2 separate regions of the Homo sapiens genome follow, and region 1 is linked to region 2. A link is an interaction called in ENCODE POLR2A ChIA-PET data of the cell type or tissue named here. Cell type or tissue: MCF 10A. All regions are shown on one strand. Links, peaks and the distances in the headings refer to the core of each region. The heading gives the core; the rest is flanking DNA.

Evidence for each region. ChIA-PET counts read pairs that join two places held together with the same protein. Peaks named below come from ENCODE experiments on the same cell type or tissue, not always from the same donor. Only the 100,000 strongest peaks of a DNase experiment are listed, where the experiment ranks them.
Region 1: POLR2A ChIA-PET joins it to region 2 with 6 read pairs; 1 of 35 experiments calls an interaction of 5 or more read pairs at or near these places.

Annotation. Positions count from the first base shown.
Region 1 is chr20:51,337,622-51,353,864 of GRCh38, forward strand. It overlaps LOC124904930, which reads right to left. Exons shown (of 2, transcript XM_047440631.1): 2 at 8,177-11,388. The coding sequence starts at 10,000. The coding sequence ends at 9,266. Among named protein-coding and RNA genes, the nearest start is that of MIR3194, 110 kb to the right of the region's middle. In MCF 10A, for the core only: no CTCF peak of the experiment used is centred there; DNase peaks (open chromatin) are centred at 8,100 and 9,210.
Region 2 is chr20:50,822,023-50,827,022 of GRCh38, forward strand. All of the region lies in intron 2 of BCAS4 (breast carcinoma amplified sequence 4), which reads left to right. Among named protein-coding and RNA genes, the nearest start is that of BCAS4, 29 kb to the left of the region's middle. RefSeq lists an enhancer at 1-229. In MCF 10A, for the core only: no CTCF peak of the experiment used is centred there; a DNase peak (open chromatin) is centred at 2,259.

The DNA of each region.
Region 1 (16,243 bases), core at 5,950-10,949, 520 kb after region 2:
TGTAGACAAGGGGAAGTGGTGTTTTGATTGGCCAGGCCTTGGTCGTGTACCTGCCCTCTGATCTGGAACAGGGGCAACCTCATGGAAACAATCTAGAGTGAGAACGGAAGAGGAGTGTCCCCACAAAAGAAGATCAGAGCAATTTACCAGAAGTAGCAGCCCAAACATTAGAGGCCCCCTAGCCCTTCTTTTTGAGCATAAAACCCAAGAGCTAAAGTCCTTCCAACTTAACCAAATGTTTGTTTTTGATGCTGTCAGCCAGCCAGCATTTCTTGATGAGCAGGTGTCAGCATGGGGAACTCCTGTGCAAGGGGCATTGCCAAAGGATAGAAGGCTTCAGGGAGGGTAGTGCCCGGCCAGGCCCAGGAACCTCCTCAATACCCACTGCGTCCTGGATATTAACCACAGACAGCACCTCCCACCCCCTCATCTCTAATGGCTGAGAGGAAAAGGTCTCCCTTGCCATGACTTTTTGGCCCTTCCTTAGAGCAAAATACCCCCTGGGATCCCCTCTCTCCAAATAAAACGTACCTAAATTTGGGGACAAACTCCTGAAACTGGTTTAATAATAAAGCATACTCATGATAGAACCTGCCTATAAACAACCTATTTCTATTTTAAGTGAGAAGTGTGGATAAGCCTCACTCTTTTGTTGAGTTGTTTAAATAATTTAAATCCATTTTGTTGGATACTTCTAAACTTCTTCTAATGTTATCTGCTGTAAAATAAGAACATGAAGTGAAAATAACTTTCTAAACTTTCTTCTTGTTCAATTTTTAATGGAATAAATATAACAAAAGCAAACTAAATGTCATGAAATTTAAAACAACTCTTTTCTGGAAGATTAACTTCAAATAGAAACTGTGGAATAATAGTAGTAACAGTGATGTTTCTGGAAAGGGGTCCGATCCAGACCCCATGAGAGAGTCCTCGGATCTTGTGCAAGAAAGAATTCGGGGTGAATCCAGAGAGTAAAGTGAAAACAAATGTATTAGGAAATTAAAGGAATAAAGAATGGCTGCTCCATAGGCAGAGCAGCAGCACGGGCTGGTTGGCTGAGTATACTTATAGTTATTTCTTGATTACACACTAAACAAGGGGTGGATTATTCATGAGTTTTCTGGAAGGCGGGGTGGATTTCTTGGAACTGAGGGTTCTTCCCGGTTTTAGACCATATAAGGCAACTTCCAGGTGTTGCTATGGCATTTGTAAACTGTCATGGAGCTGGTGGGAGTGTCTTTTAGCATGCTAATGCATTATAATTAGCATATATCGAGCAGTGAGAACAACCAGAGGTCACTTTCATCACCATCTTGGTTTAGGTGGGTTTTGGCTGCCATCTTGGCTTGGGTGGGTTTTGGCTGGCTTCTTTACCACATCCTGTTTTATCAGCAGAGTATTTGTGACCTGTGTCTTGTGATACCAATCCTGCTGACCTCCTATCTCATCCTATGACTAAGAATGCCTAACCTCCTGGGAATGCAGCCTAGTAGGTCTCAGCCTTATTTTACCCGGCCCCTATTCAAGATGGAGTCACTCTGGTGCAAACGCCTCTGACAGTAGGAATGGTAGTGTACATATATTGCACATCTGTGAGCCAGGCATTGTTCTTAGCACTTTATCAGTATGAGCAAGGTACTAATATTGTACCTGTTTTATAGATGAGGACACTGAGGCACAGAGAAGTGAAGTAACTTAGCTGGGGCAACCTGGCTGGTCAATGATAGAGCAGGGACTTGAAGCTGGCTCATCTAGCACATAATTGATCCTAACCACTGACCCATAAGGCCTAGAAGGATATGGTTCTCAATCATCTCCTCTTAAGAAGACCTCACTCTTTCTAGATGGCACAAGGAGGAGCCACACCTCTTGAGTTACCTGTTTTCAGGTTCATTCAGCAAAAGCTGTTTCATGGCTGCTTGATGATTTTACAGTGAAGGCTCAGAACCCATATTCGTAAACAATGAGCTCTGTCAGTTTCTATACCTCCACCCAAGTTCTATAGCCTACGATCCTCAAGACACTTCACATATACAAACTTCAAAGCCAATTATAGCTAGCCTGATGTGACCGAGGGTGCCTCCCAAGCCCTGGCAGAGCTGACAGTTGGCAATGGAGCTGTTTTAAATGATGTTTCATTTTGATCAAGCCAGAAAAAAATGTACAGTTACTCAAAAGGCTATTTACAAACTCCAGCTGTGGCCACTGACCCACATCTAATTGTGCTAATACCATAAACACAAGTTTTGTCCGTGCCTGTGGGATACATTTCAAGCTCACACCGCCCCCACTTTTTCCCCATTCCCACCCCCAGCCAAGAAGCAATTTCCTTTGTCACTCACAATTGCTGCAATTAGTGTTATCTACACAGCCATACAAAGCCTGTTTCCTTTGCTGCATCCCAAGTGTGCCATTAGGACAGCTTTGACCTTCAGTGAGGTCTAAATATCAAAATTTGTAGGACTGCCTTTGTAAAAAATTTCAGAGGAAGAGTACCATTTCAGATTTCCATTTATACCCAGTCACATCTGTTAGAATTAGGTTTCACTAAATAGAATAGAAAAAAATATGGCCTAAATAAGATAGAAGTTTATTATTCTCTCACATAAAACTGTCATCAGAGATCTAGACAACTATCCTTCTGTTCTGCCAACCTCAGTATGTGACCTCTATTCTCAAGGCTATCTCACAATTCAGGGTAGCTGCTGCAGCTCCAGCTATCTCATCCACATTCTAGGCCAGCAGCCAGAATAAACTGAAGAGCCAGAGGACCCTCCTAGCCTCCTTTTTACAGAGCCTTCCTCTCATACCTCATTAAAGTTTTAGAGCATTTTCAATTTTTCAAATTTTCAGAGTAGAGATGCTCAGTCTGTACCTAATACAAATAAGTTACTTGTATCCCTAGATCACAGCCTCTCTGGAAGAAAGGGAGTTAGTCCCAAGAAACAAAGACTCAGGGTCAGTAGTTTAGACCAAACCAAAGGCACATGGCCATGCCTTCCTGCAAGGGATGCTGGGAAATGTAGTCTTTGGACATTGGCTGACACTGTGGTGTCAATCACCCTTAGAGATGCTGTGTGACTAGATCACCCTTAGAGATGCTGTGTAATTAGAAGGAAGGAGTTCTGAGCACCCAGCACAGTGTTAGGCATCAAGGAGTCCCCTGGTGATTCTCCCATCATTCACTGAAGCTGACTCTTCATTACTTGGGACTAAATCCCTTCTTCCAAAGGGATTGCGATCTAGGGATAGAAGTGACTTATTGGTTTTAGGTACAGGCTGACAATCCCTAATCTGAAAATTTGAAAAATTGAAAATGCTTCAAAATCTGAAACTTTTTTGAACGCTGACATAATGCCTCAAGTGAAAAATTCCACATGGGTACTTAACACAAACTTTGTTCCATGCACAAAATTATTAGAAATACACAATTACCTCTGCTAATATAAAATTACCTCTGTATGTGTATTATTAGAAATATATAATGATTAGAATATTAATTATTAGAAATATACAATTACCTCTGCTATGTGTATAAGGTATATATGAAACATAAATGAATTTCCTGTTTTGACTTGGGAGCCATCACCAAGATATCTCATTATGTATATGCAGATATTCCAAAATCCAAAAATATCTGAAATCTGAAACTCTTCTGATCCAAAGCATCGCACATAAGGGATACTCAACCTGTCATAAATGTGGTTGGGCAAAGCCAAAGGACCAATCTCCCTGTGTTCCCAGGAGTGTTTCTCCAAGCTCTACCCCAGATCCAGCTGCACCCTCGTGACACTTTGAAGTTGAGAATCTGGGGGACACCCTTTCCATCCTCTGTCCTTCTCACTCACAACCTGCCCAACTTGACCACACCTGCATCACAGAAAAGCTGTTCAAGGCTCTGCTTTGAAACAGGGGGCATCAGCGACCTGTCAGCCATTCCATCATCCAACTTGCCTTCCTTCTCTCATCTTACTCCCAACCCCCACTGCTCTTTCTACAAGACTAGAGGTCGGCTACAGGGCAGGGTGGCTCAGAGGAAGTGGGGTCTCCTCCCACGGGAGCCCAGCCTTGGCTGTTCTCATGGTTGGGTTCATCCCATGGTGGAGAGGTATAGATAGTGGAGTTGATCAGCAGCTCTTTCCTAATAAGCAACAGGAAAGAAGGCATCAGTGGGACTTTCCCAGAGGAAAGAACTTGGGTCAAAGCAGTGCTTTTCAACTGGAGCCTATTCCCCACCCCCCTGCTCCCACCCCGGGGATATTAGGCAATATCTGGATACATTTTTGGTTGTCACAGCTGGGATGGGGGTGTGAGTGTTACTGGTATCTAGTGGGTAGAAGCCAGGAATGGTGCTAAACATCCATGGCAAACTTGTCCAACCTACAACCCATGGGCCACATGTGTCACAGGACAGCTTTGAATGTGGCCCAACACAAATTTGTAAACTTTCTTAAAACATGCCGGGCATGGTGGCTCACACCTGTAATCCCAGCACTTTGGGAGGCCAAGGCAAGCAGATCACCTGAGGTCGGGAGTTCAAGACCAGCCTGACCAACATGGAGAAACCCTGTCTCCACTAAAAAAATACAAAATTAGCTGGGTGTGGTGGTGCACGTCTGTAATGCCAGCTAGTCAGGCGTGGTGGGGGGTTGGAGGGGCGCCGGGCTGAGGCAGGAGAATCGCTTGAACCCAGAGGTGGAGGCTGCGGTGAGCCGAGATCACACCACTGCACTCCAGCCTGGGCAACAAGAGAGAAAATCCATCTCAAAAAAAAAAAAATTATGTGATTTTTTTCGTGATTTCTTTTTTAGCTCATCAGCTATCCTTAGTGTTAGTGTATTTTACATATGGCCCAAGACAATTCTTCTTCTTCCAGTGTGACTCAGGGAAGCCAAACAACTGGACACCCCGTCCTACAGTGTAGAGGACAGGCCCCCACAACAAAGAATTATCTGGCTCAAAATATTAACAGTGTCAAGGCTGAGATGCCCTGGCTTGAAGGGAACAATGATGGTGTAGCTCAGTAGTTAAGACTGTGTGCTCTGAGGTCAAAGGCTTGGGTTGAAATCCCAGCTCTGCCACGTGGCAATTATGTGGCTTTGTGAAAGTCCCCTAACCTCTTTAGCCTGTCTGCATACCTGCAGCATTGGTACCTACCTCTGGGGTTTTCAGGGGTTTGGATGAGTTAATCCCTATAAGGTGTTTTATACAATGCCAGGCACATTGTGCTCCCTCAAGTTTGCAAAACTGGATTGAATAAGATAAATACTAATATATATGAGAAATTTCCATGCTGAGAATTATAATATTCAGACCCTGTACCGCCACTAAAAGGAAAGCAAAGGTTGATTCTAAAGTTGAAAACAAAAAACAGAAATCTCCTGTGGTTATGCAAATAGTGTTCCATGCAGAACCAAGAGGTGAGGCTGCCCGAGAGAGAAGCAAATGCAAGTCCAAGTTGCCAAACCCAAGCCGTTTGAAGGAGGATGGTCCAAACAACCGACCAAGTGGATGCTTTATCTTACCTTCCCTTAACTGCTCTTAACCATGCCACATTTTAGATTGTTGGAGATTTGGACCACGCCTTTCCTCACCCAGATTTCTTGTGTTTCGGGCCTCATCGAGAAGGGATTGAAGGAGGTGAGAGAAAAAACCATTTGGATGCTTCCAGAGAGAGCAATCTAGGCAGAGGTAACAGTAAGCATAAAGGCCTGAAGGCAGAAACATAAAGGCAGTAAGCACAAATGCCTGGAGGGAGAAGGTCTGGTATGTTCAAAGGCCAGCAAGGAGGCCAGTATGGCTGGAGCAGGGTGAGGAGGAAGGAGGAGTCGTGGGGTTGGGGGACAGACCAGACCCTTCTTGTTCTTGGGTTCTACTCTACTGAAATGAGAAGCTATTGAAAGTTTTGAACAGAGGAGAGACATGACATGACTTGGTTTTAACAGGGTCCCTCTGCTATTGGGTGGAGAATGGACTGTAGGGGGGCCAGGGTAGAGGCAGGGAGCCCACAGAGCAGGGCACTCCAATAGCCCAGGTGGGAGAGGATGGCAGTGGGATCAGAGGGGTTATGGCAGAGAAGGGGAACAGTGGTTGGATTTTTGGTATATTTTGAAGCTGGGCCAATAGGATTTGCTGATTTATATGGTTTAGTGCTGTGTCCCCACCCAAATCTCATCTTATAGCTCTCATAATTCCCATGTATTATGGGAGGGACCCAGTGGGAGATGACTGAATTATGGTGGTGGGTGTTTCCTGTGCTGTTCTTGTGATAGTGAATAAGTCTCATGACATCTGATGGCTTTAAAACAGTTTTCCTGCTCAATCTCTCCCTTTGCCTGCTGCCATCCATGTAAGATGTGACTTGCTCCTCCTTGCTTTCCACTATGATTATGAAGCCTCCCCAGCCACGTGGAACTGTAAGTCCAATTAAACCTCTTTTGTAAATTGCCCAGTCTTGGGTATGTCTTTGTCAGCAGCATGAAGACAGACCGTTACACTGATAGATTAGAGGTGGAGGATGAGAGAGAATGGCATCAGAGGTGACTCCAAGTGTTTTGGCCTGAGCAACGGTAGAGTGGGCTGGCTAGCAGCCCCCCAGAGATATCCCCAAGTCACAACACCTGGAAGCTGCAAAGTCAACCTTGTTTGGAAAAGGAATCTTTGCAGATGTAACTAAGTTAAGGATTTCAGGATAAGATTATCCTGGATGTGGGGAGGCCCTGGAATCCAATGATAGGTGTCCTTATAAGAAAAGGACAGGACACAGAGACACACGGAGGGGAAGGCCAAGAGAAGATGGAGGCAGAGATTGGAGTGATGCGGCTTCAAGCCAAGGAACCCCAGGAGCTGCCAGCAACAAGGCATGCTGGAGAGAGGCAAGGAACGGGTTCTCCTTCAGAGGCCCCAGGAGGGACCCACTCTGCCAACACATTGATACCAGACTTGGGCCTCCAGGACTGGGAGAGGATGCATCTCTGTTGTTTTTAGCCACCCGGGTTGTTCCTTGTTCCCACAGCCCTAATTAGGAAACAGATACAAGCTGGAAAGACGGAGTTGCCACCAATTGAGATGGAGGCTATAGGAGGAGCAGGCAGTTTGTGCAAAGGGGATGGGGGAATCCCTATAACTCCTGTGCAGGGATGTGAGGGTCAAGAAGGCACTGTGGGTGAAGCATCTCCCATGCCTGACCTTCTCCCACCTCTTCCTGCACCTGACTGCTAGGCTCAGGTCTCTGTCCTCCACCCCTTCCTCAGATAGGCCTGCCTTCCCCATTGCCTAAAATGTCCCCATGCCACCCACGGTGCCCCATCATCCTGCCTCATTTTCCTCCCAGCACTTAATCTTCTCTGAAATAACCATATTCTTTGATTGCTTTTGGTCCTGTGTTTTCCCAACACCGAGAAAGGCTCTCACAATCTCTAGATTTGCACAAAGGTGGGGCTTTCTCTGTTTTTATTTGATTTTTTGTTGTTTTATTTTTTAAGTTTTGTTTTCTTTTTTGACTCCGCAAGGGTCTGGGCAGTGCCTGGCCCACAGTAGACTCCTAAGAAGTGTTCACTGAGGGGCAATTAGGAGGTGCTTAGTGGCTGCACCAGACCTTCAGCATCCTAGACCCCTGGCTCTGACACTTACTGCTTAAGAATCACCAGGGCCACTTACTGAAAATGTACAATCCTGAGAGCCGGACTTACTAAGTCTGGGTTTGGACTTGGAAACATGCATTTTTAACAAGATCTCCACTGGGTTCTGATGCCAGTGTCCTGGAGGGGGCCACACTTCATGATAAGCTATCATCCCAACCCACTCAGGGAATGGCATGGAGTCCAGAATTGCTATTGGAACACTGCCCTCCTCGGAGGCTCCTGCCTGCTGGAGGCGTGGTGGCCTGATGATTGGCATCACTCCTGTAGCTTGAGGGTCCAGAGTGTGGACTCACATGGCGCTTCAGACCCTTCTCTGAAGCCTGACTCTTTGGGGGCAGTGCTGCAGATTGACAAAGGGTGTTTCTGCACAGGCCTGACTCACACAACACTGGAATGGGCCGGGAAGGAGCCTCCCGGCCAGACGCCCACTTTGGTACCAGCCCTGGGTTATGTAACTCCAGATGCCTGTGACTAACCCATGGCCCCGAGGGCATCTCTGGGTGGGGAAAAGATGAGGGCTGACTTCTCCAGAATTTAAAACGAAACATCTCAGGACTATTTATAAAAGCACAGGACACACTAGGGGGAAGTTCAGATAAAGGCCGTGGAGGGGTGCAGACAAGGAAAGGGAACCAGGAGGTGTACTTGCAAACTTGACCTACTAAAGGCATGGCTTCCAGAGCTCTGAGGACAGTTGACCTTCAAAACAACGATTGACCTTGGGGAAAGGATGAGTCACAGAGGCTCCAGGGCCTGGTTCCTGCTGGCAGAGCTTCCAGCCTCTGAGTCCCAGAGTGTTCTCTCCTAGGAGTGAAACATGTACTTGGTAGATGTCGGCTGCCTCCACCAAATGCAAAAACGCATCTCATCCTGTGAGCTGACCTTGCTGGGGTGAGGTCTACTTCTTGGGGAAGACCCTGGGCTGCTAACTGGGTCTTGGCTGGTCCTAGGTTTGTGGCAACCAGTAGTCACTGGATCCATCGATGAGAATAAATCTTGTTGGCATGTGGAGACAAGGCCAGGTAGAAGCAGAAGTCAGAGGGCCAGGAGGCAGGTAGGCCCCTGTCTCTATGTTAACTCATGCCAAGCCATAATGGCAGCTCACGTTGATGGAGCTGTCCATGTGCCAGCCCCTGCCTGAAGTGCCCGCAATCATCTCTCGCTTTTCTTCGATAACGGAGTGAGAGGGAAGAGCACGGGGCTGAGAATCAGGGGGCCCAGATGGAAGACCCACTCACCGCTAAATTGTTGGGGGGCCTGGGATGACTTATTACAATATTAATAATGACCACAGCAATGACTACAGCCCCATTCATTGAGCACTCGGCACTCATCATCTCATTAAGCCTTGTCCTGCAATGCCAGAGGCTTTGGAATCAGAGCTGGAGTTTTGGAATCAGACAGAGCTGGAGTTCAAGGAAGAGCTCTGACACTTATGAGCTAGCAACCTTGAACGCATCATTTAACCTTTAGGGGCTCAAAAACAGCCATTGTTTATTCATCTCACAAATATGCAGTCTGGGCAAGGCTTGGCAGGAACAGCTTATGTCTGACTTTATGTGGTGTCAGCTAGGGTGGCTTGCAGAAAAGCTAGCAACCAAAATCCCCGAAGGCTCACTCACTCACAGATGATGCCGATGCCAATACCAATGACGATGGTGATGCAGATCATGATGCAGATGGTGATGCACGTGCTGATGCAGGTGCTGATGCTGAGGCAGGTGCTGATGCAGATAATGATGCAGATGCTGATGCAGGTGCTGGTGCTGATGCTGAGGCAGATATGATGCAGATGCTGGTGCAAATGCTGAAGCAGGTGTTGATGCAGATACTAATCTGACGCAGCTGCTGATGTTAAAGCAGGTGTTGATGCTGATGCAGGTACCGATGCTGAAGCAGGTGTTGATGCAGGTGCTGAAAAAGGTGTTGGTGCAGGTGCAGATGCTGATGCTGGTAGTAATGCTGATGCAGGCGCTGATGCTGATGCAGGTATTGGTGTTGGTGCAGATGTTGATGCAGATGTTGAAGCAGGTGCTGAAAAAGGTGTTGATGCAGGTGCAGATGCTGATGCTGGTAGTGATGCTGATGGTAGTGATGCTTGTGCAGATGTTGATGCAGATGTTGAAGCAGGTGTTGATGCAGGTGCTGAAAAATGTGTTGATGCAAGTGCAGATGCTGATGCTGGTAGTGATGCTGATGCTGGTAGTGATGCTGGTGCAGATGTTGATGCAGATGTTGAAGCGGGTGTTGATGCTGATGCAGGTGCTGAAGCAGGTATTGGTGCTGATACAGATGCTGAGGCAGGTGTTGATGATGCTGCTGGCTCTGAGCTCAAACAGCCAGAGCTCCTTAGGCATTTCTTTTCATCTCTGGGTGATTCCTCTTCATGATCTGTGCAGCATGGTGGTTTAAGGATGGCTGGGTTTGTGACATCACAGCTCAGGGATTCAAAGACATGTGTCCCAAAAGAAACCTGCAGAAGCTGTGCAGCCTCAGACATCATTCTGGCACTTCTGCCACATTCTATTAGCAGAGGCAGTCAAGAATTCATATAATGTGCTTCTGTCATAAAATATTACTCTTCTTTTTATTTTTTTCAACTACTTAAAAATGTAAAAACCATTTTTAGTTCATGGGTGGTACAAAAACCTGCAGTGGACCAGATTTGGCTCCTGGGTGGTCATTGGCTGACACCCAAATTAGATAAACAGCCTTAGGGCCCAGAACCCAGTCAGTGATGGAATTTGAGATGTAATGAGAGAATGGGGACTAGCAGACCATCCCAAAGGTCCCTGCCAAGTTGGAGAATACGAAGCTCTCTCCTTAGCCTGACCACTTCTCCCAAAGACAGAAGCCTCTGCCAGGATCAGGAATGGACAAATGTGGCCATTCTTCTATGGCCTCATGAGTAAGCCATGGCCCTGGGGGTGAGGATAACAGTTGGATTCAGAGGTCAGCATGTTGGAAGGTTCATGAGCTGATGAGAGCTGCCCCTTGATAGTTTTGCATCTTGGAGAAGCGGGTACCTATCATCTCACCTCCCCAAATTTGTGTCCTTTCCCATAAATAGTTGCTGTTGCTATTTTGGGAAGGCAAAATAGCATCATTGTGAAGAGTGTTGGTCTCAGATAATCTTGAGTTGAATCTTGCTAACTGTGTGAACTTGGGCAACTTACTTAACCTCTCTGTGCCTGATTTTCTTCATCTGCAGCATGGAGTTACTAATGACTACCTCTCAGGATTAAACTAAACCATGCATGGGAAGTGATCAGCCAGGGATTAGGGAGTAATCAAGAAATAAATATCAATTGTTTTGATGTTGTTAATATTAGGCTGAGTGGGGGCCAGGCACAGTGGCTCACGCCTGTTATCCCAGCACTTTGGGAGGCCGAAGTGGGCAGACTGCCTGAGCTCAGGAGTTCAAGACCACCCTGGGCAACATGACAAAGCCCTGTTGTCTCTACTAAAATACTGAAAATTAGCTGGGCATAGTGGTGGGCGCCTGTAGTCCCAGCTACTTGGGAGGCTGAGGGAGGAGAATTGCTTGAACCTGGGAGATGGAGGTTGCAGTGAGCCGATATCCCAGCACTGCGTTCCAGCCTTGGCAAGACTCTGTCTCTACCAAAAAAAAAAAAAATTAGGCTGAGTAAGGACTGCTGCCTTCATGGGGTGGTGGCTAGTCATGGTGGAAGACGATGGTATTTGTGGTTGCAATTTGAAACGCGCTATCCTTCAAGCTTTGAACCTGGTGAGATATAGACACAAAAAACAGTTGGTGAACAAAAAACCAGCCTCATCCTGATAAAGCAGCCTAGAAGAAAGGCATGTCCCTGCCCACTGCAAGCTATAGTCAGGAAATGGGGAGTGGCCCTTCAAGGCACAGGGAGATGCCAGAATTAGACACATGACCACACCGGACAGCAAGGGTACATGAGAAAAGCATTTAGTATAATAGTTACATGTTTTTATGGGTGCCTTCTTTATTTGAAAAATGGTGCTAATTTATTATTTTTATTTATTTATTTTTAGATGGAGTCTAGCTCTGTCACCCAGGCTGGAGTGCAGTGGCGTGATCTCAGCTCACTGTAAACTCCGCTTCCTAGGTTCAAGCAATTCTCCTGCCTCAGCCTCCCCAAGTAGCGCGGTGACTCATGCCTGTAATCCCAGCACTCTGGGAGGCTGAGGCAGGTGGATTAATTTATTACTGATGGTAATGATTTTTAAGTTTCCTTTAAAGGACGTTTATGTAAGTGAAAAGAAATAAGTCATAGTAAAGCTGATACCCGGATGTAGACTAAACTCTGAAGGCAGCCTGGATGACTTTCATTTGGCAAGCTCCGTAGGCAAGGCTGGGTCCCCAACACAGCCCTGTAGATCCTGTGGGGAGTACCACCAAATTTTTAAAGTGGATTTGTAAGGAGGAGAAACTGAGGCAGCAGTTGAAGTGGCTTTGCCAGGGCCACTCATTAAAGAGTCTCCGGCCAGCAGGGGATAGATGGAGAAAGAACTCATCAGAGGCCTGTAGACTGCGCTGGGGAGAGGGGATCGTGCGTCTTTGGGACCTGGCTGTCTCTGTCCCACCCCAGTGCCTTTGGGCTCTCCCTAGTTCCTTCCCTCTGCTGCCTTTCTGGGGCAGCCTTTAGGAGAACAGCTCTGACCTGTCCTTTGTATCTTAGCAGGAATGAGTTTGATTTGAGAAGCGGATTCCTTCTCCCCGGGAAAGGCACAAAGTTTTCTTTCCAAGTGCAGGTTGAAACTAACTCCTGGTGAAGAAGCTCACGGCACCATCCAGCATGTACGTGAGGAGTTTTGTGTTCGGAATGTTTTTAACCCTCTAAAATTATCCCACAAGCTCCCAGACAATCCAGCAATGCAACAGTGTCCCTCCCCCACAGCCCAGGATGAATGACAGTGTGGGGAAGTGCACGTTGGATTCTATGCCCTGCTCTGCCACTGGCTGGCTATGTGACCTAGGGCAAATGACTGGATATCTCTGAGCCTCCATTTCCTTGGTGCAAAAGTGCAGCAATAAAGCTAGCCTTTCAAGTGTGAGATGAAGCTGCCACAGCCAACACAAGGGCCCTTCCATGAATGTCAGGCTTCCTTGCAGCCTGTCCCCCCATAGCATCTCAACAGGCACCCTAGCACTCATCTTGAAAAATAAGGCAAGACTTCATCTCCCTACCCACCCTGGAAAATGATGGGAGATCAGTGCTGTGGAGGAATAGCTCAGGCCCCCAAGTAAAAAAAGAAAAAAAAAATTGGGTGGGGCCTAAGGAAATGGCCAGTTCCAGAGATGCGTGCATAAGATGTATATTACAGGAGTGCCGTCATCTCTTGGTATCCGAGGCAGATTGGTTCCAGGACTCCCATGGATACCAAATCTGAAGATGCTCAATTTCCTGATATAAAATTTACATATAACCTATGCACATCCTCCTGAATAGTTTAAATCATCTCTAGATTACTTATAATACCTAATATAATGTAAATGCTATGTACATAGTTATACTGTATTGTTTTTTATTTGTATTATTTTTTATTTCTGTTTTTTTTTTCTATTTTCAAATGTTAGTTGAAACCAACCAAATATTGGTTGGTTGAATCTGTGGTTGTAGAACCTGTGGATACGAAGGGCCAACTGTATTTACAATGGCAAACATTTAGAAGCAATCTAGATGTTAAATCTTATGGGATTTGCTAAGTAAGTCATAGCACTGCCTTAAAGTGGAGCTGGCTTTATGTTGATTGTACACTTGTGTTTACTGTGACTGTTGGTTGACTGGTCAGCATTCACTCCCTCTTCCTCCTTCCTCAGGACACTCAGTTTTCTTTGGATTTCTGCCCCTTTCTGAGGCAGCCATGAGACTCAAGAGAAGCTGACCCCATCCTTTGCTCTGAGGGTAGGCTCTAGCTAGTCTAAGCAACGAGTCAGCACACTTTTTTTTTTTCTTTTTGAGATGGGTGTCTCACTTTGTCGTCCAGGCTGGAGTGATGCAATCTCAGCTCACTGCAACTTCTGCCTCCTGAGTTCAAGTGATCCTTCCACCTCAGCCTCCTGAGGACCACAGGCATGAGCCACCACGCTGGGCTAATTTTTTGTATTTTTGGTATAGATGGGGTTTTTCCCTGTTGCCCAGGCTGGTCTCCAACTCCTGAGCTCAAGCAATCCACCCACCTCGGCCTCCCAAAGTGCTCAGATTACAGGCATGAGCCACCGCACCCAGCCAGCACGCTTCTTATATAAAAGGCCAGATAGTAAATATTTTAGGCTTTGCAGGCCATGCAGTATCTCTCACAATGAATCATCTGCTGTTGAGGCAGACAAGCAGCCATTGGTTATATACAAAAATGATTCCAATAAAACTTACAAAACCAGGCCATGGGCCACATTTGGCCAGCAGGCAGGAGTTTGCCCACTCCATTATAAGCCATTCATGATAGCCCAATCCCCCATCAATAATTGCTTCAGAAACTCAGTCTGAAGCCCACGGGCAGCAGGCACAGCCCTGGGGAGAGTTATTGGTCCCGCAGATGAAGAAGAATAACAGGGAGGCAATGATAGGTCAGAAAAGGCTCCTAGAGTTGGTGACATTTGAGCTGGGGCCTGCAGCTGAAGAGGCAGTTACAGGAAGAGCTTGTGGATGACGATCCCAGGCATGGGGAACTGCAGATACAAAGACGGAATCAGGAGCCAGATGCAGTGGCTCCCACCTATAATCCCAGCACTTTGGGAGAGAGGCTGGTGGATCACCTGAGGTCAGGAGTTTGAGACAAGCCTGGCCAACACGTTGAAGCCCCATCTCTACTAAAAATACAAAAATTACATGGGTGTGGTGGTGCACCCCTATAATTCCAGCTACTTGGGAGGCTGAGGCAGGAGAATTGCCTGAACCTGGGAGCTGGAGTTTGCAGTGAGCTGAGATCACGCCACTGCACTCCAGCCTGGGCGACAGAATGAGACTATGTCTCAAAAACAAAACAAAACAAAACAAAACAAAACCAGAGATGGAATCAGGAAAAGCCTGGTGCCTAGGGCGGGGTGAACAAGAGGTGGGGACGGAGGGTGGCATGGATGGGAGGGGGATCACCAGGGCCTGTTCCCCCAGTAAGGAGCGTTTGAAGAAGCCACTGGAGAATTCAATCAAGGATTTTGAGAAGTGATCTTGTGACAGAGGCCTCAAGAACCATCGCGAAAGTTACACAGCCGATGTTTTTCTTTTTTTCTTTACTTTTTTTTTTTTTTTTTTTGAGACAGAGTCTCACTCTGTAGTCTAGGCTGGAGTGCAGTGGCAGGATCTTGGCTCACCACAACCTCTGCCTCCCTGGTTCAAGCCATTCTCATGCCTCGGCCTCCTGAGTAGCTGGGATTACAGGCACCCACCACCACCACGCCTGGCTAATTTTTTGTATTTTTTTGTAGAGATGGGGTTTTGCCATATTGGCCAGGCTGGTTTCGAACTTCCGGGCTCAAGTGATTTACCTGCCTCGGCCTCCCAGAGTGCTGGGATTACAGGCATGAGCCACTGCACCCATCCGAGAGCCAATGTTAATGGTAGTCACGGCTCGGTGGTAACTGTCACTTTTATGCGTCCTAATTTTTCTATAATATACATACATTATTTGAGTAAGAAAAATAAACATGTTTGTAGCGGGATCAGATTTACGCGTGTGCAACTTGTGCGACTGCACAGGGCCTCGTGCTCAGAAGGACTTTGAACTTAGTTTCATACACTGCTTTTGCTATCCTAAAATTCTTAATGATTTTATCTTTGAACTTAGGTTTTATGAGTGGAGTCTGACAGGACAAGGGAGTGTGTGCCTGAGCAGAGAACACAGGCACAGGACACTGTTTTTTTGTGCGTTTTTTTGTTTTTGTTTTTGTTTTTAATTTTTCTTTTGAGACAGAGTCTCGCTCTGTCTCTAGGCTGGAGGGCAGTGGCTTGATCTCGGCTCACTGCAATCTCCGCCTCCCGGCTTCAAGCAATTCTCCTACCTCAGCCTCTCAAGTAGCTGGGACTACAGGCACACACCACCCCGCCCAGATAATTTTTGTATTTTTAGTAGAGACAGGGCTTCGCCATGTTGGGCAGGATGGTCTCGATCTCTTGACCTCGTGATTCGCCCACCTCAGCCTCCCAAAGTGCTGGGATTACAGGCATGAGCCATCAAGCCCAGCCCAGGACACTGTTTTCACTGTGCCCCACGATTTCAGAGTTCTGTGTGAGTTCAGTGAGACTTAGAGCAAATACAAGGTGAACGTCCCATGTGTGACTGAGTAGGAAGAGACGCTGGCAGCTCTGAAAGCCATGTTCTTTCTCAGAACCATTCACTTGCTGTCAAGGCAGAAAAAAACATGCATGGCCCAGGAACCTTTTCTTACATGTGGGACTTCCCTGTAGTGGTCAACCATTTATTGCTACACACGATGACTTTTCCAGAAGGGGAAAGACAGGGTGACCAGGGTTCCTTCTCCTTTCAACCCTTCTTTATTCATCAGTAAGCCAGAGGCAATGTAGGTATAAATGTGCATGTCTCAAGGAGTGAAATAGAAACAATTGAGAAAGTTTTGTGCAACGTTTCCACTACCCTGGTAAGAA
Region 2 (5,000 bases), core at 1-5,000:
AAAACAACCACCCATTTATTTTGTGGGCTAGAGCAGGGCACAGAGGACTCAGCTCATTTGAGTCGAAGCTGGCTCCTTCATCACTTGTCTGGTACCTGGGCTGGGCTGGTTGGGGCTGGTTGGGGCTGGTTGGTGTAACTTGCCCCGTGCACGCTCTCCACGTGGCTGGCGTGGGCTTCCTCGTAGCATGGCTGTTTGACCTCCCCAGAGCAAGCAGTCCAGTGGGCAGGAAGGAAGCTGCCACATGTCTTGAGGCCTAAGTATGGAAACTGACACAGTGTCACTTCTGTTGTAGTTTATTGGTCAAAGCAGTTACACAGCCCAGCCAGAATCAGGGGAGAGAAACTGTATTCTACCCCTTCATGGAAGGAATTAAGGAGTTTGTAGCTGTCCTTAATCCACTACAAATAGTTTCCATCTCCAAAGAGTTACTGTAAGGAATAGATGAGGCAGAGATGTGTGCTTTACACCCACTAGAATGGCTAGATCTTAAAAACCACCAAAATACCAAGTGTTGGCAAGGATGTAGAGCAACGAAGCTCTCATACATTGCTGGTAGAAATGCAAAAAAAACTACAGCCACTTTGGAAAACAGCTTGGCAGTTTCTTACAGGTTTTTTTTTTTTTTTTGGAGACACAGTCTCACTCTGTTGCCCAGGCTGTAGTGCAGTGGCGCTATCTCAGCTCATTGCAACCTCTGCCTCCTGGGTTCAAGCGATTCTCGTGCCCCAGCAGCTGGGATTACAGGTGCCCACCACCACGCCTGGCTAATTTTTGTATTTTTAGTAGAGATGGGGTTTCACCATGTTGGCCAGGCTGGTCTCGAACTCCTGACCTCAAGTGATCCACCCGCCTCAGCCATCCAAAGTGCTGGGGATTACAGGCGTGAGCCACTGCACCCAGCCTCTTACAAAGTTGAACATGTGCTTAACCCACATCCCAGCAATTCTAGTCCTTGTCATTACCGATAAGGAATGAAAACAAGTGCCCAAACCACACAAAAATTCACACACAAATGTTCATAGAAGCCTTATTCGCCAGGCGTGGTAGCTCACGCCTGTAATCCCAGCACTTTGGGAGGCCGAGGCGGGTGGATCACCTGAGGTCAGGAGTTTGAGACCAGCCTGGCCAACATGGCGAAACCCTGTCTCTACTAAAAATACAAAAATTAGTTGGGTGCGGTGGCATACACCTGTAGTACCAGCTACTTGGGAAGCTGAGGCAGGAGAATCACTTGAACCCGGGAGGCGGAAGTTGCAGTGAGCTGAGATTGCATCACTGCACTCCAGCCTCGGTGACAGAGTGAGACTCCGTCCCCCCGGCCCAAAAAAAAAAGAAGGCTTATTCATGATACTCCAAACTGGAAACAACCCAAATGTCCGTCAGCAGTAGAATGAGTAAAGCAATTATTGATTTATGCATATATTGGAATACTACACAGCAATGAAAAAGAATCGACTGCTATACACAGCAACATAGATGATCTCACACATATGATATTGAACGAAAGAAGTCATGGCCAGGCATGATGGCTCACACCTGTAATTCCAGCTCTCTGAGAGGACAAAGTGGGAGGGTTGCTTGAGCTCAGGAGTTTGAGACCAGCCTGGGCAACATAGGGAGACCCCATCTTTATTTTTAAATAATAATAATACATTTAAAAAGAAAAGCTTGACACAAGAATACATTCTGTGCGATTCCACTAGTCTGAAGTTCAGGAATAGGCAGAAGTAATCTATGGGTGGTATAAGTCAGGTAGTGGTTGGTTTGGGGAGGGTAGTCATGGCCTACAGGAGGCCTTATGGGGTGATGAAATATTCTATATCTTAGTCTGGGTGGTGGTTACACAGATGTAAACATATGTGCGGATTCATCAAGCTGTCCACTTACGAGCTGTGAACTTTCCTTTGTGTCACTTACACCCAGTTAAAGATCGTTGCTGAGCACAGTGCTATTTATTAATAATTTTTATTATAATATTATAATAAATAGCACAGTGCTATTTATTAAATGACTAACAAATGGCAGCTACTAATGCCATCATCATTGTTACCAAAGCACCAGAGGGGCATGACACTGATGAAGTTATCCACAGTAAGGCTGGATTTGTAAAGCCTTTCAGCTCAGTGCCCTCTGGGGTTTGGGTAGCTTGTCCAGTCCCTCTGAAACTCCAGTGGCCTTCGGCCCACCTTCTGCCAAGGAGCAGAGTCTTACTTCGCTCACATAAATGGAGAACATTTCCTGTTGGCCTTGGCCCAGCAGTTGCATTTGGCGTGGGTGCATGTTCTTGGGTCAAATGCCTTTGGCTCTCCTTCCTAGGGGCCTGAATCATTCTGGACAGATGACTTTCCTCTGTGGTGACCTCAGAACCTGCTGCCCAGACTTCTGGGTTCTGGAGACCAGGTCTGGAGAGGTGGGAGGATAGTTGGGGGAAGGGTCTGGGGCCTCCAGGCTAGCACACCTGGTTGGGTGTTTGTCCTGGGAGAGGCTCTAGAGCATGGAGGCTTTTTCACTGAAATCTGTTTGCTCTTCTCAGAGCGTAGCCCAAGGCGTGCAAATGTAAACACCTGTAATGTAATGAGAAGTGAGTTGGAGATGAGAAATGTGTCACTTTCCTTTTGAGTCCTCCATAAGAAGAAAGTGCTCCTCTGGGTAGCTATGGATTCCATGTTGGGGAGACTGTAGGGAGTGATGGGGACTGGGGTTAACAAAAGTGGCAGCTGCCACTCAGCTCCAGCTGATTGTTGCCATGTGGAACATGGGCTCAGTGTGGCCAGGTCTTGGCTCAGTGTGTCCAGGTCTCCTGATTTTTCACAAGAAGTCAGAGATCTGGGTTTCTAAGGGAAATATCCTGACTTTGATATCTTGGCATCTGGTTTGGTTTTACTTTTTTTGTTTTTTTTAGGCATGATTGGGCTGACACTGCCTTTGCCCGATGAATGACATCTGTAGACCTCTGGTGTTAGGAAGGGTGGTCTCAGGCCCATCTGGATTAGACTCCTCCCTCTCCCACTTTTTAGCTTTGTGACCTTGGGCCAGCTCATTTAGTTTCTCTGAGCCTCGGTTTTATCTCCCATAAAATAAGGTTGAAGAGGAAATAGTTCTTGCCTCACAGGGCCTGTTCCCAGCACATGGTGAGAGTTCATGGAGTGTGCTCTGTTGGTATCGTGCCCCTCTAGACTGGACCTACATTAACCCTACAGTTCTGTTTTTTCCTTTAATAAATTTTTAATTTTTAAAATAGAGATGGTGCCTCACTGTGTTGCCCAGACTGGTCTTGAACTCCTGGCCTCAAGTGACCCTCTCACCTCGGCCTCTCAAAGAATTGGGATTACAGGTGTGAGCCACCGCACCTGGCCCTAAAGTTTCTTTTATGGTTCCCAGCCCAGGGTGGAACCAAGAGGTAAGGTTTGGGGCCTTTCAGCCCCTAGGATTGCCTTCCCTGGCCCCTCATTCTGAGTAACTACGGTAAACCTCTGGGCAGATATAAACAGTTCCCTGTTGCCTTCAGTTTCAGCCATTGGAGAAGCTGCATCAGAGAAGGGATTTCTCTAAAAATAAAATAAGAAACAGGCTAGGAGCAGTGGCTCATGCCTGTAATTCCAGCACTTTGGGAAGCCAAGGTGGGAGGATCACTTGAGGTCAGGAGTTCAAGACCAGCCTGGCCAACATGGTGAAACCCCATCTCTACTAAAAATACAAAAATTAGCCAGGCATGGTGGCAGGTGCTTGTAATCCCAGCTACTCGGGAGGCTGAGGCAAGAGAATCACTTGAACCTAGGAGGCAGAGGTTGCAGTGAGCAGAGATGGTGCCACTGTACTCCAGCCTGGGAGAGAGAGTGAGACTTGTCTCAAAAAAACAAGAACAAAAACAAAACTAAATAAACAAAAATAAGGGGGAAAAAAAGAGACTTCTTTATTCCCAATTCTTTGGGATTTAGGGGGCGAGGGTGGTCCTTGAGTCTCCTTTCTACCACTTTCTCTGTCTGCTGTAGGTTGCCAATCCCAGCCCATACCCCCAAGCTCATTCTCACTCCCCCGATTTGTTTCTTTAGAAATTAACAGAAGGATACGATTCAAGTTTGTTCCCCGGTGCTCTGACCTTGCCCTGGAATTAATTATCTGCTCTTTGCTACATCAGGGTGATTTTCTCCAAGTTTAGCCTTGTTGAGGAATGAGCTTCTCTCTAGAAATCTGGCCTTGGGGAAGAAAGGGAGGAGACTGAGGACCTTTCCCTGTCACTGGTAACAAATGCTGGAGCCAGGCAGAGCGTGGAGCTGGGGTGAGACAATGGGGAGGGGTGATGACTGTGGAAACCCCAGTGATCAGGCCCATCTGGAGGGAGCAGTCCCAGCCTTTGCTGCCCGGGGAGACTCAGGCCCATCATTGCCAAAGCTGCTGACTTAAGAGAAGCTGTAGATCCAGACCTAATTACTTGAATTTTTAAAACCATATTTATGTATTTTTTATTTTGGAATAGTTTAGATTTACAGGAAAATTGCAAAGATTGTTCAGAGAGTTGCCATATTAACCCTAAAGTTTTTTTAAATACATTTTTAATTTTTTAATAGAGATGGTGCCTCGCTATGTTGCCCAGGCTGGTCTTGAGCTCCTGGCCTCCATTGTTAACATCTCACATCACCATGGTACATTTGTCAGTACTAAGGGGCCAGGCACAATGGCTGACGCCTGTAAACCCAGCACTTTGGATTGAGGCAGGAGGATAGCTTGAGGCCAGGAGTCCAAGACCAGCCTGGACATCACAGTGAAACCCTGTCTCTACAAAAGATAAACAATTAGCTGGGCATGGTGGTGGACAGCTGTAGTCCCAGCTATTCAAGAGGCTGAGGCTGGAGAATTGTTTGAGCCCAGGAGGTCGAGGCTGCAACAAGTCATGATCACACCACTGCACTCCAGCCTGGGTGACAAAGCAAGACCCTATAAAAAAACAAAAAAACAAAAAACAACCCACGACCCCCCACCAAAAACAAACAAACAAA